Linked DNA regions of Homo sapiens: region 2 is linked to region 1. The links are chromatin loops, found by intact Hi-C in ENCODE. Cell type or tissue: prostate gland. All regions are shown on one strand. Links, peaks and the distances in the headings refer to the core of each region. The heading gives the core; the rest is flanking DNA. Region 1 overlaps ATP9A (ATPase phospholipid transporting 9A (putative)). Region 2 overlaps ZFP64 (ZFP64 zinc finger protein).

Region 1 (9,150 bases), core at 773-8,772:
TTGCAGTGAGCTGAGATCACGCCATTGCACTCCAGTCTGGGAAACAAAAACAAAACTCCATCTCAAAAAAAAAAAAAATCCCCTAACGTGTGATGTTTCAAAGCATATTCATGGTGTGCGTCTCTGGTTCCTCAATACAAGTGCTCAGTGCCACCTCCATCTCCTCCTGGGCAGGAAGTCTTCAAAGTGGCTCGCAATGCCCCCCACCTCCTGGTACTCATGCTGTGTGTCAGCCACCCCCCTGGAGTGGAGCTGGGCCTAGTGACTTGCTTCTGATAACAGCATGAGGCTGACGTGAGGGGAGGTCACCTCTGACAGTGGGTGACAGAAGACTGTGACTGCCATCTCATTCACTCTCACCTGCTCACTCTGAACAGGTAGCTGACAGGGGAGCTGACTACAGGGAGGCCCTCGTGGGAAGGCACTGAGGGTGGCCTCTGGCCAACAGCCAGGAAAGAACTAAGGCCCTCAGTCCAACAACCCACCCAGAGCCAAACTCTGCCAACAACACTGACGTCTGTATGTGGGTCCTACCACCATAGAATCTTAGACCCCTTGAGCCCAGGCTGTGAGAGACCCTGAGCCAGAGGACCCAGCCAAGCCTGCCACAGAAATTGTCCTGGCCACAAAAACCATCAGATAGCAAATAGAAAACAGAGCCCCCAGTTAGGTGTGGTGGCTCATGCCTGTAATCCCAGCACTTTGGGAGGTCGAGATGGGAGGATCATTTGAGCCCAGGAGTTTGAGATCAGCCTGGGCAATATGGTGAGACCCTATCTTCACTAAACGATAAGAATTAGCAGAGCATGGTGGTGTGCACCTGTAGTCCCAGCTACTTGGGAGGCTGAGGCAGGAAGGTTGCTTGAGCCTGGGAGGTCGAGGCTGCAGTGAGCCATGATTATGCCACCGCACTCCACCCTAGGCAACAGAGCAAGATGGACGGAAGGAAGGAAGGAAGGAAAAAGAGAAGAGAAAAGAAAAGAGAAAAGGAAGGAAACAGAGGAGGGGAGGAGGAAGGAAGGAAGGAAGGAAGGGAGGGAGGGAGGGAGGGAAAAAGGAAGGAAGGAGGAAGGGAGGGAGGGAGGGAGGAGGGGAGGGGAGGGGAGAGGACAGGAGGAACTTCCTTACTCCAGGGAAATACATTTTCTGGAGTAAGGGAATGCATTTCCCTGTAAGAAAGACACCAATGGATGTCTAAGACCATGAATAATACTGACCCCATATACACTATGTTTTTTCCTACACATACATACCTATGATAAAGTTTAATTTATGAATTAGGCACAGTAAGAAATTAACAACAATAACTTATAACAAAATAGAACACATAATATGCTGTAATAAAAGTAAATAAGACTTGCTTGAACGCAAGCACGGCAATACCACAACAGCCAATCTGAGGGTTCCTGAGTGACTAGCAAGCAGGCAGGTAGATGGCGTGAGTACACTAGACAGATGATTCATGTCCGGGAGGATGGAGTGGGATGGCATGAAATTCGTCACACTACTCACAATGGCACACAACTTAAAACTTATGAATTGCTTATTTCCGGAATTTTCCATTTCATATTTTTAGACTGCAGTTGACCATGGGTAACTGAACCTGCAGATAAGTGGGGATTACCATATTGCTGTTTTAAGCCACTAAATGTGGGGCAATCTGTTATGAAGCAATACGTAGTTAATATCCCACCCTAACATTACTGTGGGTCTTTTGTGAGCTTTTCGATGTCCCTCTCGTCACACCCCAGCCCTAACCCCCAAGTCCTGGCGTAGAGAGCTGGGAGCTGGAAGCCAGGCAGCCTGGAGTGAGTTCCAGCCCCACTAATTCCAGCTGTGTGAACTTGGACAGGTTTCCCAGCTCCCCTCAATTCCAGCTGTGTGAACTTGAACGGTTTCTGAGCCTCCTTCCACTTCAATTTTCTCCCCTGCCAAACATCAGTCCTAATGGTACCTACCTCACATGGTTATGTATTAAATGAGTTACTTCATGCAAATCACTTAGAACAGCCTCTGGCACACAATAAGCCCCTGGGCGGGGTAATCCCAACACTTTGGGAGGCCAAGGTGGGCGGATTGCTTGATGTCAGGAGTTCCAGACAAGCCTCGCCAACATGGCAAAACCCCGTCTCTACTAATAATACAAAAAATTAGCCGGGCATGGTGGCGCACGCCTGTAATCCCAGCTACTCGGGAGGCCGAGGCAAGAGAATTGCTTGAACTTGGGAGGTGGAGGTTGCAGTGAGCTGAGATGGCACCGCTGTACTCCAGCCTGAGTGACAGAGTGAAACTGTGTCTCAAAAAATAAATAAATGTTACTTGTCATTCCTGTCATTCTTCTTACTACTGCTGCTGCTAGTGGCTATTACCATTTCTACTACTATCCCAGAGCTGCCCATGGCACTAAAGCTACACGGTAAATGATCAAGGAGAAGAGTGGTGCAAAGATAGGAGGGCGAGAAAAAGCTGTGAGTTGTTTATTTTAAGTATCTTATTTGATAACTTCCCTAACATTAAAAAAAAAAAAAAAAAAAAAAAGACAACTGGCTATCACTGTTGAATCCTGCTCACTTCGGCACTGACTGTGAGTCTACCGTGTGCCAGGCAGGAAAGCTAGGCACAGGAGACACGGGAGGACCAAAAGGATCCTGGCCCCTGTTCTAACCCACAGGGAGAAGACAGGTGGTGACAAGCAAACCCGCAGGAAATCAAGAATTTCAGTGTGATGAATGCTACGGAAGAAGAACGAGATGCTGTAAGAGGTGGTCTGAATTCAAGGAACCTGTAAGGCTGAAGGAGAAGTTCACAAGCCAAGCCTTAGCTGAAAATTCTCCGCCAGCAGGCAGGGGGCAGGGCCATGTGCCCAACAACCTATGTTATCAATTTCTACTTCTACTTGTGCACTCTGTTTTTTTTTTTTTATTTCCAAAGGTTTTTGGGGAACACATGGTGTTTGGTTATATGAGTAAGTTTTTTAACAGTGATTTATGAGATTTTCGTGCACCCATCACCTGAGCAGTATACACTGAACCCAACTTGTAGTCTTTTATCCCTCACCGTCCTCCCACCCTTTCAGCCCCCTGACTCGCCAAAGTCCATTGTATTATTCTTAAGCCTTTGCTTCCTCATAGCTTAGCTCCCTCTTATGAGTGAGAACATACGACATTTGGCTTTCCATTCCTGAGTTATTTCACTTAGATAATAGTCCCCAATCCCATCCAGTTTGCAGCGAATGCCATTAATTCATTCCTTTCCATGGCTAAGTAGCATTTCATCATTTTATATATATATATATATATATATATATATATATATATATATATATATATATATCTCATAGTTCCTTTATCCACTTGTTGACTGATGAGTATTTGGGCTGGTTCCATATCTTTGCAATTGCAAATTGTGCTGCTATAAAAATGCATGTGCAAGTATCTCTTTCCTCCATGAGGCATGAAACACTTGGGTAGATCAGGGTGGAGAGGATTCTCATTTGTCAAGGAAAAAAAAAAAAAAAAGTCCAGAAAAGATGAAAGAGCCTTATTCCAAAGATCCTTAAGATCTGAAGGAGAGTTTTCTGCAACGAAGCTAAATGATGTGAGGAACCACCCCACTCCAACATAGGTGTGGGACTGAACCAAGGAATCGGTATTTTCAAAGCTCCCTGGGAAAAATCAGACAATCATGCAGACTGCAGAACAACCAGACCAAGTGGCATATGAACACCAGATTTTCCAGCCTCCCCACGACGGAAAGTGTGATCTCCGTGGGTAAAAAGAGAAAACAGAGGGATGGGCACAGTGGCTCACACCCGTAATTCCAGCACTTTGGGAGTCCCAGGCAGGAGAATCGGTTGAGGCCAGGAGTTTGAGACCAGCCTGGGCAGCACAGTGAAACCCTGTATCTATAAAAAATTAAAAAATGAGTCAGCCCTGGTTTTGCAAGCCTGTAGTCCTAGCTACTCGGGAGGCTGAGGTGGGAGGACTCTTATAAATACATTCTTTTAATAAGAATTTAAAAATTAAAAATTTTTAAAAGAGCCAGTAGAAAAACAACATATCAAATCCAATCAGACTCTTCAGACTGGCAAAATTTTTTAACGTGCCCGGCCACAAGGTTTCTTTTTTCATCATTTTGATGAAAATGTTTTGAAACATGAGGGAAGTGGTGGCTGAGCAACACTGTGAATGGACTAAATGCCACTGAAGTTTTCACTTTAAAATGATTATATTATGTGAATTTCACCTCAATAAAAAAATACATGTTCAATATTAAACAAAAGAGAATGAGAGATGTATTACCAAGAAATCCCCAATGGACGTTCTCTTTAACTTTCACTCCAGAACCAGGGACACCATAAGCGGATCAGAGTTACGGGGTGTGTCCAATGAATGAACTAATTTCCTTTCTGCTTAGGGAATTATATTCCCTTGTTAGTCTGGGTGACAGATACCACAGTAAAGAGGGTTAGAAAGAATGTCAACCCACAGGGACACACGCAGCACACCTGGGGTACTTAAGCACTTTAAGCCATGAATAAAAACGACTCACCCGCACGATGATGCCCATACGTTTGCTTTCATAGGTGAAAGGGAAGATCTGTAGGATGGTGAAGTTCAGGATCTGGTCGCCAGGGGTCCTCAGCTGCATGGAAGACTGGTCTCGGCCCACCAGGGTTAAGCCCACACTTTCCGTCCACTGTACCAGGGCCACCTAAACATAACACAGGGTCGAAGGTCAGATGCCCAGCCGAGAATCTGGGTTCACAGGCTGTGCTATGAACACAAAGGCAGAAGGGGGCTCAGAGACAGGGGAATCACAGTAGTCACTGCCCTTAGGGACGCCAAGTGCTCTGTGCTGGCCCATGACAGTGTCTGTTCCTCTGGGTCTATGAGGGCTCCCACACTGAAAGCTGCCCCTCTATAAGGCACAATTCATCTTTTCTAGGCTCAAAACAGGCTGCACACCAGAGGCATGGCGGAAAGAGATGGCACAGAATTAAGAGTGATTGTGACTGGGTGCAGTGGCTCAGGCCTGTAATCCCAGCACTTTGGGAGGCCGAGGTGGGTGGATCACCTGAGGTCAGGAGTTCGAGACCAGCCTGGCCAATATGGTGAAACCCCGTCTTTACTAAAAATACAAAAATTACCCAGGCATGGTGGCGGACACCTGTAATCCCAGCTACCCAGGAGGCTGAGGCAGGAGAATCGCTTGAACCCAGGAGGCAGAGATGCAGTGAGCTGAGATCACGCCATTGCACTCCAGCCTGGGTGACATAGCGAGACTCTGTCCCCGTCCCCACCCCACACCACCCCCACTCCGAAAAAAGGAGCAATTGGCACAATTACGGATCACTCCTGGAAGTATCTGCAACAAGCTAAACAATAAAAAAAAGAAGGAAGAGAATGCTGACTGACACAGCCCTTCGCCTTCAGGCTCTCCTTTCAGCCTCACACACTGCACTGGGGGAGTGTCTTCAGTGGTTCTCAACTGGGTGATTCTGTCCCCCAGGGGACCCGCGCCAACATCTGGGGGAATCTGTACTTGTCACAACTGGAAGGAGGTAATGCTGGTATCCAGTGGGCAGAGGCCAGGGATGCTACAAAACGTCCCGTAACACACAGGACATACCACACCAGAGACTGATCTGGCCCCAAATGTCAATAGTGCTGAGGTGGAGAACACGGGTCCACACAGAAGAGGAAACCAAGGCTCAGAGCAGTTAATGAAGTTGCCCAAGGTGACAGCGCTGGCATGTGGCAAAGCTAGGCCAGACTGGCACCTGGATCCGCCTGGTGTAAAGTTCCACAGCACACACTCTTCCCTTCCAAGAGTCATCGCACGGGTGTCAAGTCAGAACCTTCTCATGGCCTCAGCCAGACATACTCAGCTTAAGGTCAAAGGCATGAGGGTTGCAAACTCCAAGACAGGGGCCAGAGTGTTGATACAAATAGCAAAGAGGGCTGAGTGGGGGCTGTGGCAAGCAGGAGCCCAGCCCCAGCCAAAGGAGGCTGCTGCCACTATACACACAGGTGGCAGTTACTGCCCTGCAGGGACTAGGGCCAGGGTGGATGGAGCTTCCAGTTTCTCAAGAAAAAACAGAAATTTAGACTTCTCCCCGAGACGGCCTAACTTTTAAATGTAAGCAATTGGCCAGCTGCTGTGACTCACACTTTTAATCCCAGCACTTGGGGAGGTTGACGCAGGAGGATCACTTGAGCCCAGGAGTTTGAGACAAGCCTAGGTAACACAAGGAGACCCCATTTCTAAAAAAAAATTTTTTAATTATTAGGGTGGTGGCTCATGTCTGTAATCCCAGAACTTTGGGAGGCTGAGGCAGGCAGATCACCTGAGGTCAGGAGTTCGAGACTAGCCTGGTCAACATGGTGAAATCCAGTCTCTACTAAAAATACAAAAATTAGCCGGAGGTGGTGGCATGCGCCTGTAATCCCAGCTACTCAGGAGGCTGAGGGAGGCGAATCTCTTAAACCTGGAAGGTAGAAGTTGCAGTGAGTAGAGATCGCACCACCCCACTCCAGCCTGGACAACAGAGCGAGACTGTATCTCAAAAAAAAAATTATTATTAGGGTGGGGTGGTGCATGTGTGTCGTCTCAGTTACTCAAGAGGTTGAGGTGGGAGGATCACGATCTGGGAGGTGGAGGCTACAGTGAGCCATAATGGTGCCACACTACTCCCACCTGGACACAGAGTAAGACCCTGTCTCAAAAACATAATAATAGAGCCGGGCGCGGTGGCTCACACCTGTAATCTCAGCACTTTGGGAGGCTGAGGTGAGTGGATCACCTGAGGTCAGGAGTTCGAGACCAGCCTGGCCAACATAGTGAAACCCCATCTCTACTAAAAAAATAAAAATAAAAAAAATAAAAAATAAGCTGGGCGTGGTGGCAGGCGCCTGTAATCCCAGCTACCAGGGAGGCTGAGGCAGGAGAATCACTTGAACCCAGGAGGCAGAGGTTGCAGTGAGCCGAGGTCGCGCCATTGCACTCCAGTTTGGGCAACAAGAGCGAAACTCCATCTCAAAAAAAAAAAAAAAAAGATAAAAAACACTTCCAGTGGAGGTGATGCCTCCCAAGTACCCCTCTCCCTATCACCTACCTGCAGCCCCTGTCAACACCCTCCTAAAACCTGCCTCCCCTACTCCCCCTAAAGATTAAGCTTTATGAGAGGAAAGTGGGAGGGCCTTCCTTTTCTTCTTTCTTGATTTTTTGTAGACACTGTACCTTTGGACTTGGATGGGAATAAAGTGACAGCTTGTTTGGCATTGAAGTTGGAAGCCCTCCTGTATTCCTTTCCTGTTGTTGCTGTACCAAATTACTGTGCATCTGTTTTTTTTTGTTTGTTTTGTTTTGTTTTGTTTTCGTGATGGAGTCTCACTCTGTCACCTAGGCTGGAGTGCAGTGGTGCGATCTCGGCTCATTGCAACCTCCACCTCCCGGGTTCAAGCAATTCTCCTGCATCAGCCTCCCAAGTAGCTGGGATTACAGGCACCTGCCATCACATCTGCCTAATTTTTGTAATTTTAATAGAGATGGGATTTCACCATGTTGGCCAAATTGGTCTCAAACTCCTGATCTCAAGTGATCCACCTGCTTCAACCTCCCTCCCAAAGTGCTGGGATTACAGCCATGGGCCACCGCACCGGCCAGCATCTGTTTTAAAATGAAACAAATAGATTTTCTTACAGTTCTATAGATCAGGGGTGGACATGGGATGAGGGTCTCACTGAGACAGGATCAAGGTCGCTTGATCACCATTGCTGCATTGCTGCGGAGGCTCTAGGGGAGCACCTGTAGTCCCAGCTACTGGAGAGGCTGAGATGGGAAGATTGATTCAGCCTGGGAGGCAGAGGCTACAGTAAGCTGAAACCATGCCACTGCACTCTAGCCTGGGTGACTGAGTGAGACTCTGTCTCCAAAAAAAAAAAAAAAAAAAAAAAAAAAAAAAAAAAAAACCTGGCGTTCCTCTTGAGTTCCCATTCCTTTTACCAAGAGAGCTCTGCAGAAGCCACAAGGCAAAGGTATGCAGCTCTCCACCCCTAGTCCTTTCTTTCTCTGGAACCCCTGGATGTCATCTTAGCTGACCTGCTATACCCCGAAGAAGAGATCAAGCTGGAGCTCAAAACTGGGGTTCCAGTCCCCGCTCTGTCCCCAGCCCCCAGCCCCCACAGGCCTCTGCAAAATAAAGATCTTGGAGTAGATGACTATTTCTCATTTCTGCTCCAGCTCTGAAAATGTATCTTTATGCATCCTTAGTCTACTATGCTCAGATATCGAGTTCAGTTTCTGTTGCTTCTATTAACTAAATTTACATTAGCAAGAAATTATTTTTCAAGACTCTCCCTTATTTAAGTTCAAGTCATAATGAGTCAGCCAGCACTAACGAGCTTTGAGCTTTGACCAATGGAAGAAACTGTCATACTGACCTCTACCTTTCAAAGAAAGGACCAATCAAGTAGTGGGTTTTTCTGTTTTTATTTTGTGTTTTTTTAGTTTTAGTTTTTGGCTACTGGCCTGCCTAAGTCTTTGAAAACTCATTCACTTAGTTATTTGTTTAATTTAATGGCTATGCTATAGACTATGTTTATGTCCCCTAAAATTCATATGTTGAAACCTAATCCCCAATATGATAGCAGTTGGAGATGGGGCCTCTGGGAGGTGATTAAGTCCTGGGGGTGGGGTTCCTCATGAGTGGATGTGTGCCTTTATGAAAGAAACCCCAGAGAGGTCCCTCGCTCCTTCTGCTGCGAGAGACAGAGTGAAAAGAGGGCCTTTTATCAGCCAGGAAACAGGCCCTCACCAGACACCAAATCTGCCAGTATGCTGACACAGGACTTCCCAGCCTCCAGAACTAGGAGAAATAACTTCTGTTGTTTACAAGATACCCAGTTGATGGTATTTTGTTATAGCAGGCCATGTTATAGCAGGCCAAACAGACTAAGACACTCTAACTTTCAATATAGCCCTGTTTTGTCTGCTAACAATTGTCTTCCAAAGTTTAAAATTAACAAATCAGTAATGATTCGCATATATAAAATCATACCAGCCAGGTGCAGTAGCTCATGTCTGTAATCCCAGCACTTTGGGAGGCCGAGGCAGGAGGATCACCTGAGGTCAGGAGTTCAAGACCAG
Region 2 (9,150 bases), core at 276-8,275, 510 kb after region 1:
ATTAAGTATAGCTTATTGTAACTGTTTTACTTTATACATGTATTAATTATATTTTGACTTATCAAAATCTTTTGTAATAACACTCAGCTTAAAACACAAGCATTGTACAACTGTACAAAAATATTCTTTCTTTATATCCTTATTCTATAAGCCTTTTCTATTTTATTTTTTTCTTTTACTTTTTCAACTTAAAAAAAAAACAAACTAAGACACAAACATGCGCATTAGCCTCAGCCTATGCAGGGTCAGGATCATCAAGATATCAGTAGGCAATAGAAATGTTTCAGCTCCTCAGAGATCTAGAACTAGAAATACCATTTGACCCAGCCATCCCATGCTGGGTATATACCCAAAGGGCTATAAATCATGCTGCTATAAAGACACATGCACACATATGTTTATTGCGGCACTATTCATAATAGCAAAGACTTGGAACCAATCCAAATGTCCAACAATGATAGACTGGATTAAGAAAATGTGGCACATATACACCATGGAATACTATGCAGCCATAAAAAATGATGAGTTCATGTCCTTTGTAGGGACATGGATGAAATTGGAAATCATCATTCTCAGTAAACTATCGCAAGGACAAAAAACCAAACACCGCATGTTCTCACTCATAGGTGGGAATTGAACAATGAGAACACATGGACACAGGAAGGGGAACATCACACTCTGGGGACTGTTGTGGGGTGGGGGGAGGGGAGAGGGATAGCATTAGGAGATATACCTAATGCTAAATGACGAGTTAATGGGCGCAGCACACCAGCATGGCACGTGTATACATATGTAACTAACCTGCACATTGTGCACATGTACCCTAAAACTTAAAGTATAATAAAAAAAAGAAATGTTTCAGCTCCATTATTCTTATGAGATCACCATTGTAACATGCAGTCTGTTGTTGACCAAAATGCTCTTATGTAGCACATGAACTAGAGTTGCAAAACTTCCAGATAAGATATTAGAAAACGAAATCCAGCAGTGTTTTGGAAGAATAATTCAACATGACCAAGAGGATTTCTTCCAGGAATGCAAGGTGACTTAACATACCAGGCTATATGCTACACAAATTCACTGTGTCAACATATTTAAGTGCAAAACCCAAATACTTACGGCTAACAATTTTAAGAAGATATTTGATAAAATTCAGCAAGCTACCCTGATAAGTAAAACTGCATCAGTATTTTATATGAACTTATCAAAAGAATGACTATGAAAATATTAAGTCTTCCACTCAAAAACCCTTATTTAACTCCATTGTAAACATTATTCAGTCAAATTATGTAGTCTATTTTCATTATATAAGGTCTGTGTTTCTTTTTTTTTGAGATGGAGTTGCACTCTGTCACCCAGGCTGGAGTGCAGTGGCGCAATTTTGGCTCACTGCAGCCTCCACCTCCTGGGTTCAAGCAATTTCACTCTAAGTGAAAACTGGAGTGGAAGAAAATGACCTAAGTACCATAAAAACCATTATCCAAAGGAGTGGTGTATATTACATTGGAAAATTCTGAAGTTAGAATTAGGGACACAGCAAGGATGCCAGCTGTATCAGCATTGTTTGGAGGTTCTGGCTAAAGCAACAGGACAAGAAAACAAAATAAGTAGTAAAAATATTCTAAAGGAAGAGATGAAACAATCTGAAAATAAAAGACTATATCAGATAATTATAAATCATATTTATCAGAGACCAAGAATTTCTAATAAATACCATTCATTACTGAGAATTTTTCTTTAATATAGACAAATATACCCTATTTTGGCTTTTCTTGATGTTTGCAACAAATGCAAAAATTCCTATTCACAATTATGATAAAATTATGGAATAATAAGAAAACACAGGACCGGGCACCGTGGCTCACACCTGTAATCCCAGCACTTTGGGAGGCCGAGGCAGGCGGATCACTTGAGGCCAGGAGTGCAAGACCAGCCTGGTCCACATGGCGAAACCCCATCTCTACTAAAGATACACACAAAAAAATTAGCCAGGCATGGTGGCAGGCGCCTGTAATCCCAGCTACTCAAGAGGCTGAAGTGGGAGAATCTCTTGAACCCAGGAGGTGGAGGCTGCAGTGAGCCAAAATTGGGTGGAAGACTTAATATTTTCATAGTTGTGCTTTTGATAAGTTCATATAAAATACTGATGCAATTTCAATAAAAATCTCCAAAAGGTTTTCTTTTTTGGTGGGGGTGGTTTAGGTACTGGATAAAATAACAGTTCCTTTGGAAGAATAAATATCTAAGAATTGCTAAGAACATTTTGGAAAATAATAGCTGGGGGAAGCTTTGTAAGTCTAAAAGATTAAGCTTACCTTAATGCTAGTATAATCAAATATGTCATGTTGGCCAGCCAGATCTTCTTTGGGAATCTCAGATCTATAATCTTCCAGAATAAAGAAGTTCTGGAAGTATATTTGTGAACTTTATCTACACGATGGCTTAAATTAGGATTTCAGTTTTCAGGAAAATAATATTTAACAAATGGTCCTGGCATAAGTGGACAGTCAAACCTGTTCATCATAACATATAAATATGAGTTCTTGGCATGAGCTGTAATCCCAGCACTCTGAAAGGCCGAGGTGGGCAGATCACTGGAGGCCAGGAGTTTAAGACGAGCATGGCCAACATGGCGAAATCTCGTCTCTACTAAAAATACAAAAATTAGCCAGGTGTGGTGGCACACGCCTGTGATCCCAGCTACGTGGGAGGCTGAGGCAGGAGAATCACCTGAGCCTGGGAGGCAGAGCAGGTAGTGAGCTGAGATCGCGCCACGGCACTCCAGGCTGGGCGACAGCCAGACTCTGTCTCAAAACAAGAAAAAAAAAAAAAAAAGAATTCTGGCTGCAGCAAGGAGCCATTGAAAAACAAATAAGCAAGCAGTAAAAACACTAAAGGGAAAACCAGTTTAATCTCAGGGGAAGGATGGACGTTCTTAGAAAACACACGTGCCACAAATGAAGCGACAGAAGAATCTAACTACAGAAAAAGACAGTCATTTTTATATGGTGACAGCCCCACAGGTAAAGTCAAAAGACAATGACAGGAGGGGAAGAAACTCAGCAATGTGTGACTGATGTCGGGTTAATGTCCCCAACTTCCCAACAACCAAAAGGAGGGAGTAAGAGTTCTAAGTTCATAGAAGAGAGAAGCACACATGGTCAACCAGCCCTATGCAGAGACGTCTCAGAAAACGCAGACCACAGCACCAGCTAGGGGAGTGCACAAAGGCCAGATAACCATTTTCACGCAGCAGAGTGATAAAACTTCCAAAGGTAGTTGAGCTCACATCAGGGATGAGACTATCATTGTGAAAATTAATCCGTATTTATGCAAGTACAAACTATGGAAACTCCGTGAAACTTACACTTTTGAATCTACTTACAGAAAAAAAAAAAAAAAAAGCTGAATATGAGAGTTTACTGGGGCAGTCGTAATGGCAAAAATATTCCCCAAACAACCTGAAGAATCATAATAGCAAGATGACGGACTAAAGCCTGGCATGTCTCTAACACTTATTTAAAAAAACTAGGTCTAGTTTTGTTGACCCACAGGACTGTCAATAAATGGAATAATCAAAGCAAGTTGCAGAGAAATGTACAGAGTATGATACAATTACTATAGAACTAGGAAAAACCTTTTCTATGTTATCTTTTGAGTCTACGTATATTGGTAAGAACACAGAGCACCTAACATTACTTACCTTGGGTGGGGTGAGAATACGGAGGGGCTGGAAGTTGTTGGCTTGGTGTTTGTACAATTCTGTGTATAATTTATTCCAAAGAGTAAGTTTTACTGTTTTGTTTGTAAAAAGACAAAACAACCAACAAATCAAATATGCATGTGTGTACATCTCTATGCATGCATGTGTATGTATGTATGTATGTGTATGTATTATATATGGAAGGCAGCTGGTAGGTAGAGATCTAAGGATACAAAAGGAAATATAGAATATAAAAAATATTATGCTTAATTAAACTACAACTTCATAACTGGAGTAGAAAACATATATACGTAAGCATAAAAAAAGATTGATAGGGGCCAGGTACGGTGGCTCACACCTGTAATCCCAGCACTTTGGGAGACCGAGGTGGGTGGATCACAAGGTCAGGAGATCGAGACCATCCTGGCTACGGTGAAACCCTGTCTCTACTAAAAATACAAAAAATTAGCCGGACTTGGTTGCGGGTGCCTAGAGTCCCAGCTACTCAGGAGGCTGAGGCAGGAGAATGGTGTGAACCCGGGAGGCGGAGCTTGTAGTGAGCTGAGATTGCGCCACTGCACTCCAGCCTGGGCAACAGAGTGAGACTCCACCTCAAAAAAAAAAAAAAGACTGATAGGAAGTCCATCAAAATGGTTACAATCTGTATAGTTTATATCTGGACAGTAAGATTATTAGTAACTTCTATTTTTTTCCTAGTAATATTCTGTTTTTCATATTTTCTATCTTGAATACACATTATAATCAGGAAAAAATCCTTTATGGTTGAAAAAAGTGGGAAAAGAGAAAGACATAGGAAATAGGACCATGACAATGGAAGTTTCCCAGCTGAAATTCAAAAGCAGAACAGTTTTTCTAAAGGGCTGTAAGCAATAAGTTTAAAGTGACAAAATTATTTAAATCACTAACATTGTACACTGCAAGCCTTTTCTGTTTCTTACCAAAAACATAGTTAATAACTCACTATTATCATTGATGATAGGAAAATAAAGAAATTATGGCAAATATAGCAAGTCATCAAAATTGTGTCCAACTATTACAGATCAAAGAAAGAAGAATAAAAGTGGTAGAAATGTATCTAAGTATTCTCATAATATTCTAAATATGCTTCTGTCCCAAGAGTAACCTCCCCTCCTCACCAATCCTTGCTGACAGCAGAAATGAGTGCTATTACAACCTTACAGAATGGCTTAAGGTACAAATATGGATGATTCTAGCTTGCTCTCTGGCACCACCTACTGATCAAACAGCATTTCAATGTAAAACAACACAATCTGAATTTTCCTCTTCTCAATACAACCTATGCTTTGGAAAAAATCTAGGTACTCTCTCAGTCCACTCATCTGGATTCTGCACAGATATTAACATCTCAAAAATGGTATTCTAGAAAATTCTGTCTTGTTAGTAGGAACTTTGATCATTTTTGTGTCTAAACAGAAATGCCAGGATTGTCAGTCTGAAGTTTCAAAATGAAAACAACAGTGGGATGGATCACTTTATCACTTTAGGTACCACATCTATTTAATGTGACTGTGGAGGAGGTAAGATGATTGTGTGACGTTTATGAAAGGACTAAAAACCTTTGCTGCTTCAGTTTGTTTTTGATTAATGACTCACGCCCCATCATTCCCAAATCCCACCTTGGCTCTAAAGAATCATTAACATTCAGTATATTTTAATCAGATATCAATTTATTATGGAACCATTCATTTTCTGCTCATTAGCACTAAACATTTTTTTTTGGGTCAAGTATCCATGTCATATTATGTAGAAAATGGTCCTTCATGCCAACAGACTTACATGTATAAAACATGAACACCCCCAAACTCTGGGGAGTATTCCAGAATGGGGCAAAAGAGAGGCTGGGAAGTACCATTTACTACACAAATGTAATAAGATGGACAGAAACCTTTATTAGAGTTGGAAAATCAAGTTGGAAACAAACACATGAATTCACTACTTAATGCATTTAATTCCAACCCCTCATTGGAATCATCTTGGTAACATTTAAGATTCTACAACAGTTATAATGCGACGATTCAGAGGTGGTCTCAAAGTTGTTACAGTGTTAAAAAAATTATAGTAAGCAGTATAAAATTACAATTTATTATGGGGCCAGGGGGATTCACAACCATCCTTAAAAACATTAAGAGCAAACCACGGCCAGGCATGGTGGCTCACACCTGTAATCCCAGCACTTTGGGAGGCTGAGGTGGGCAGATCACTTGAGGTCAGGAGTTCAACATGATGAAACCCCGTCTCTACTAAATATACAAAAATTAGCCAGTCATGATGTCGTACACCTGTGGTCCCAGCTACTCGGAGGGCTGAGGCATGAGAATCGCTTGAACCTGGGAGGCGGACGTTGCAGTGAGCCAAGATAGCGCCACTGCACTCCAGCCTGGGAAACAGAGCGAGACTCCGTCTCAAAAACAAAACAAAACAAAGAAAACATTAAGAGCAAACCTTTTAGAGAATTCTACTTAAGATTTCTTTTTCTCAATTCCTTTCCCCCACTCCTTTTGTTTTTTTAAGCACTAATCTGGAATGGAGTCGGCGGGACAGAGCAAAGCTGGATGGGCTGCCCCTTGAATGATGGAGTAGGTCTGCTTGGGTAGTTCTTGCTGGGAAGAGGAGGAGAAGACCGGTGGCGCTGTGGTGGCCACTGCGATGTTCTGGCCTCCATCGCTCACCACTGTCACTTCTGCTGTCCCCTCCTGAATCAAGGCGTTTAGGCCTTCAAAGTCAGTGCAAGTAATACCCGAACTGGTAATGAAAGTTTGATTGCCAGAGCCTTCCTGGGGGCCACCTGAGGCCGTGGGGATGAGAGTCTGGTGCAGAGTGGCTCCGTCCGTCTGCTCGTGGGTGGTCAGCAGGACAGCCGGCTGGGTCATTGCGCCCGCCTCGCTCGGACACCGCGAGGACTGAGGGGGGGCGATCAGACTGACCTGGCGCAGGATCTGCAGCCGGCTGTTCCCTGGGAGTTCCTCTGGGTTCTGGGCCACCAAGGCAGGCGGGACGATGTTCACTGCAGCGGCGGCAGCCTGGACGATGGTGTTCGCCTGGGGCACCTGATGCCCAACGATGATTTTGACTCTTCCCTCGCTGAACTGGGGCACTTGGCTGGGCTGGAGGGGCACCTGGAGGTGTCCCACAGTGAGGGGCGTGGCGGGCTGCTTGCTGGGGTCGATCTGAAACTGGAGAACGGTCACGTCCGAGTTCTTACTCTCACTGTACTCACTGTGCTGTCTCTTGTGGCTGCGGAGCGAGTCCTCCCGCATGAAGGAGGCATCGCATATATCGCAGTGGAAACTCTTCTTGGCATCCAGCTTGGCCACCTGCCGGCTGCTCTGCCTGCCGGTGTCCTTCCTCTCTAGAGCCTCAGTCTTAACCATGTCCCCATGGAACTTCTTCATGTGCTTGCTCAGGTTGCTGGGCTGTTTGGTGTCGAAGCTGCAGTAGTTGCACTTGAAAGGGCGGTCGGTGCAGTGGATACGCTCGTGGATGCGCAGGGCGGCCTTGCTGGAGCAGGAGTAGCTGCATTCCGAGCACTTCTCAGGATGCTCCGACTGGTGCACGCGGCTGTGCTTCCGGAGGGTGGCTTTGCTGTCACCCAGGAAGTCGCAATGAGGACACTTGAAGTTATTCCCGCTGTGCTTGATACGGATGTGCGACTTGAGGTTCCCCTTCATGGTGCAGCGGACATTGCAGAACTCGCACTTGAAAGGCTTCTCCCCCGAGTGCACCCGCATGTGCCTTTTCAAGTCCGAGCTGATTTTGAACTTGGCGCTACAGAGCCAGCACTGGAAGGGGGCGTCCCCTGTCAACACAAGGTGAGTTTCGATAAGAACAGGCAGGCAACAACCACAGCGGATCCCCCCGAAGCACACACCAGAAAATCGCTTATACAAGGTGGGTGGGTGCAGACCTCCTAACTGCAGCTTCTAGCAGCCCCTGGCAGTGGGGGAAGAGGGGCAGGGCGTCTTTATCTTTCCCCGGAACCCAAACCACCACCACCGGTATCAAACCCAGAAGAAAAATGGGAGATCGAAAAGAGCAATTTAATTGTCCCAGATAAAATAAGATTTACAAGTATACTTGTTATATTCTTTAAAACACTCAAACTATCTTTCATACAGTTAATTTGCCCACTCTGCTAGTTAATGGTTCACAGTTGAAGACTTTTGCACAACCCGTTGATTTTGATTGAGTTACATGTTGTAACAGATTCAACAATATATTTTCGAATGGGTCAGCTCCGTGCTGCACTCATTGGAGTATGGTTTTACAATGACTGAAACACCCAGCTTATATTTCATGCAGATCTTTATTAATAAAGATGTGTTTCTTGCACAAAATTTATTTATCCCATATTGCCAGCTGCGTTCTTTACTTGTGAAGTTACAAAATCCAGCTGCTTGATTTTTTTTAAAAAAAATTCATATTCGCTGAAAGATGAGCAAGGCAAGTGAAATTGCAAACATCTGATTGGATACCATATTCCAAATTTACTTCCTCAATGAATGCCAAGTCCAAATTATCTGAGGCAATGACAATTCAAGCAAATTGGCGACCCCTCATCTCAACATTGTTTAAGTAAGCAAAATAGCAGCTAATATTCTTCGATGGCTTCCGGGATGGCAGGCGCTATGCTGAGCACTCCACAAGCATGGTCTCGCTTGATGCTGGGAAGATTGCCCTGTGGTGGGTGCTATTATTAATATTGTTTTTTAACACAGTTACACAGAGGAGAAGGCTGAGACCCAGACAGACTACATAACTTGTTCTTGGTCGCCCCGTAGTACAAAGAAGGGCTTGGATTCCAATCCAGGCTGACTCCACAACTGGTATCTTTAGATGCTAGGTAATTATCTGTGCATATAACTGATGTTTGCTTTCTTAGGTCATAAACCCACAAGACTGGGATGGTGTTCCAGCTTTTTGACATAGGATCTGCTACTTCACCATGAGCTGCTTAATGAATGCAAACAAAGATGGCAGGAGGCAATTGAACAAGCTTCTAGAACACTGAGAGGCCTAAACCTAAACTTGAAAAAAATGCTTTGTATGACTGAATACCACCAAGATCATGCATACTAAACTCTAGAACAAGGAAGAGTAAGCTACAGCCTATGGGCTAGATCCTGCCCACAGCCTGTTTCTATAAATAAAGTTTTACTGAAACACAACCATGCATATTTGTTTACATATGGTTACTTGCCTGCCATAATGGTAGGGGTGAGTATTTGTGATAGATACTGCATGGCCCACAAAACCTAAAATATTTACTATCTGGCCCTTTTCAGAAAAAGGGCCGTTTGCTGCCTGAGAATGTTGTTCTTAACCTTTTTTATGCCATTACCCCTTTTTGGCAGTTTAGTGAAGTCCATGGAACCCTTCTTAGATAATGTTTTAAATGTACCAAATAA

The links. A loop is a pair of places that touch in the nucleus more often than their neighbours do. Peaks named below come from ENCODE experiments on the same cell type or tissue, not always from the same donor. Only the 100,000 strongest peaks of a DNase experiment are listed, where the experiment ranks them.
Region 2: it touches region 1 in a loop (3-fold over the local background); 14 of 110 quality-filtered maps call a loop at or near these places.

The regions. Positions count from the first base shown.
Region 1 is chr20:51,634,792-51,643,941 of GRCh38, forward strand. It overlaps ATP9A (ATPase phospholipid transporting 9A (putative)), which reads right to left. Exons shown (of 28, transcript NM_006045.3): 15 at 4,552-4,713. Among named protein-coding and RNA genes, the nearest start is that of NFATC2, 97 kb to the left of the region's middle. RefSeq lists an enhancer at 4,479-4,773. In prostate gland, for the core only: a CTCF peak has its summit at 4,641; a DNase peak (open chromatin) is centred at 4,630.
Region 2 is chr20:52,145,888-52,155,037 of GRCh38, forward strand. ZFP64 (ZFP64 zinc finger protein) reads right to left here. Exons shown (of 6, transcript NM_018197.3): 6 at 5,391-7,541. The coding sequence ends at 6,259. Among named protein-coding and RNA genes, the nearest start is that of ZFP64, 41 kb to the right of the region's middle. In prostate gland, for the core only: a CTCF peak has its summit at 4,954 (motif pointing left); a DNase peak (open chromatin) is centred at 4,952.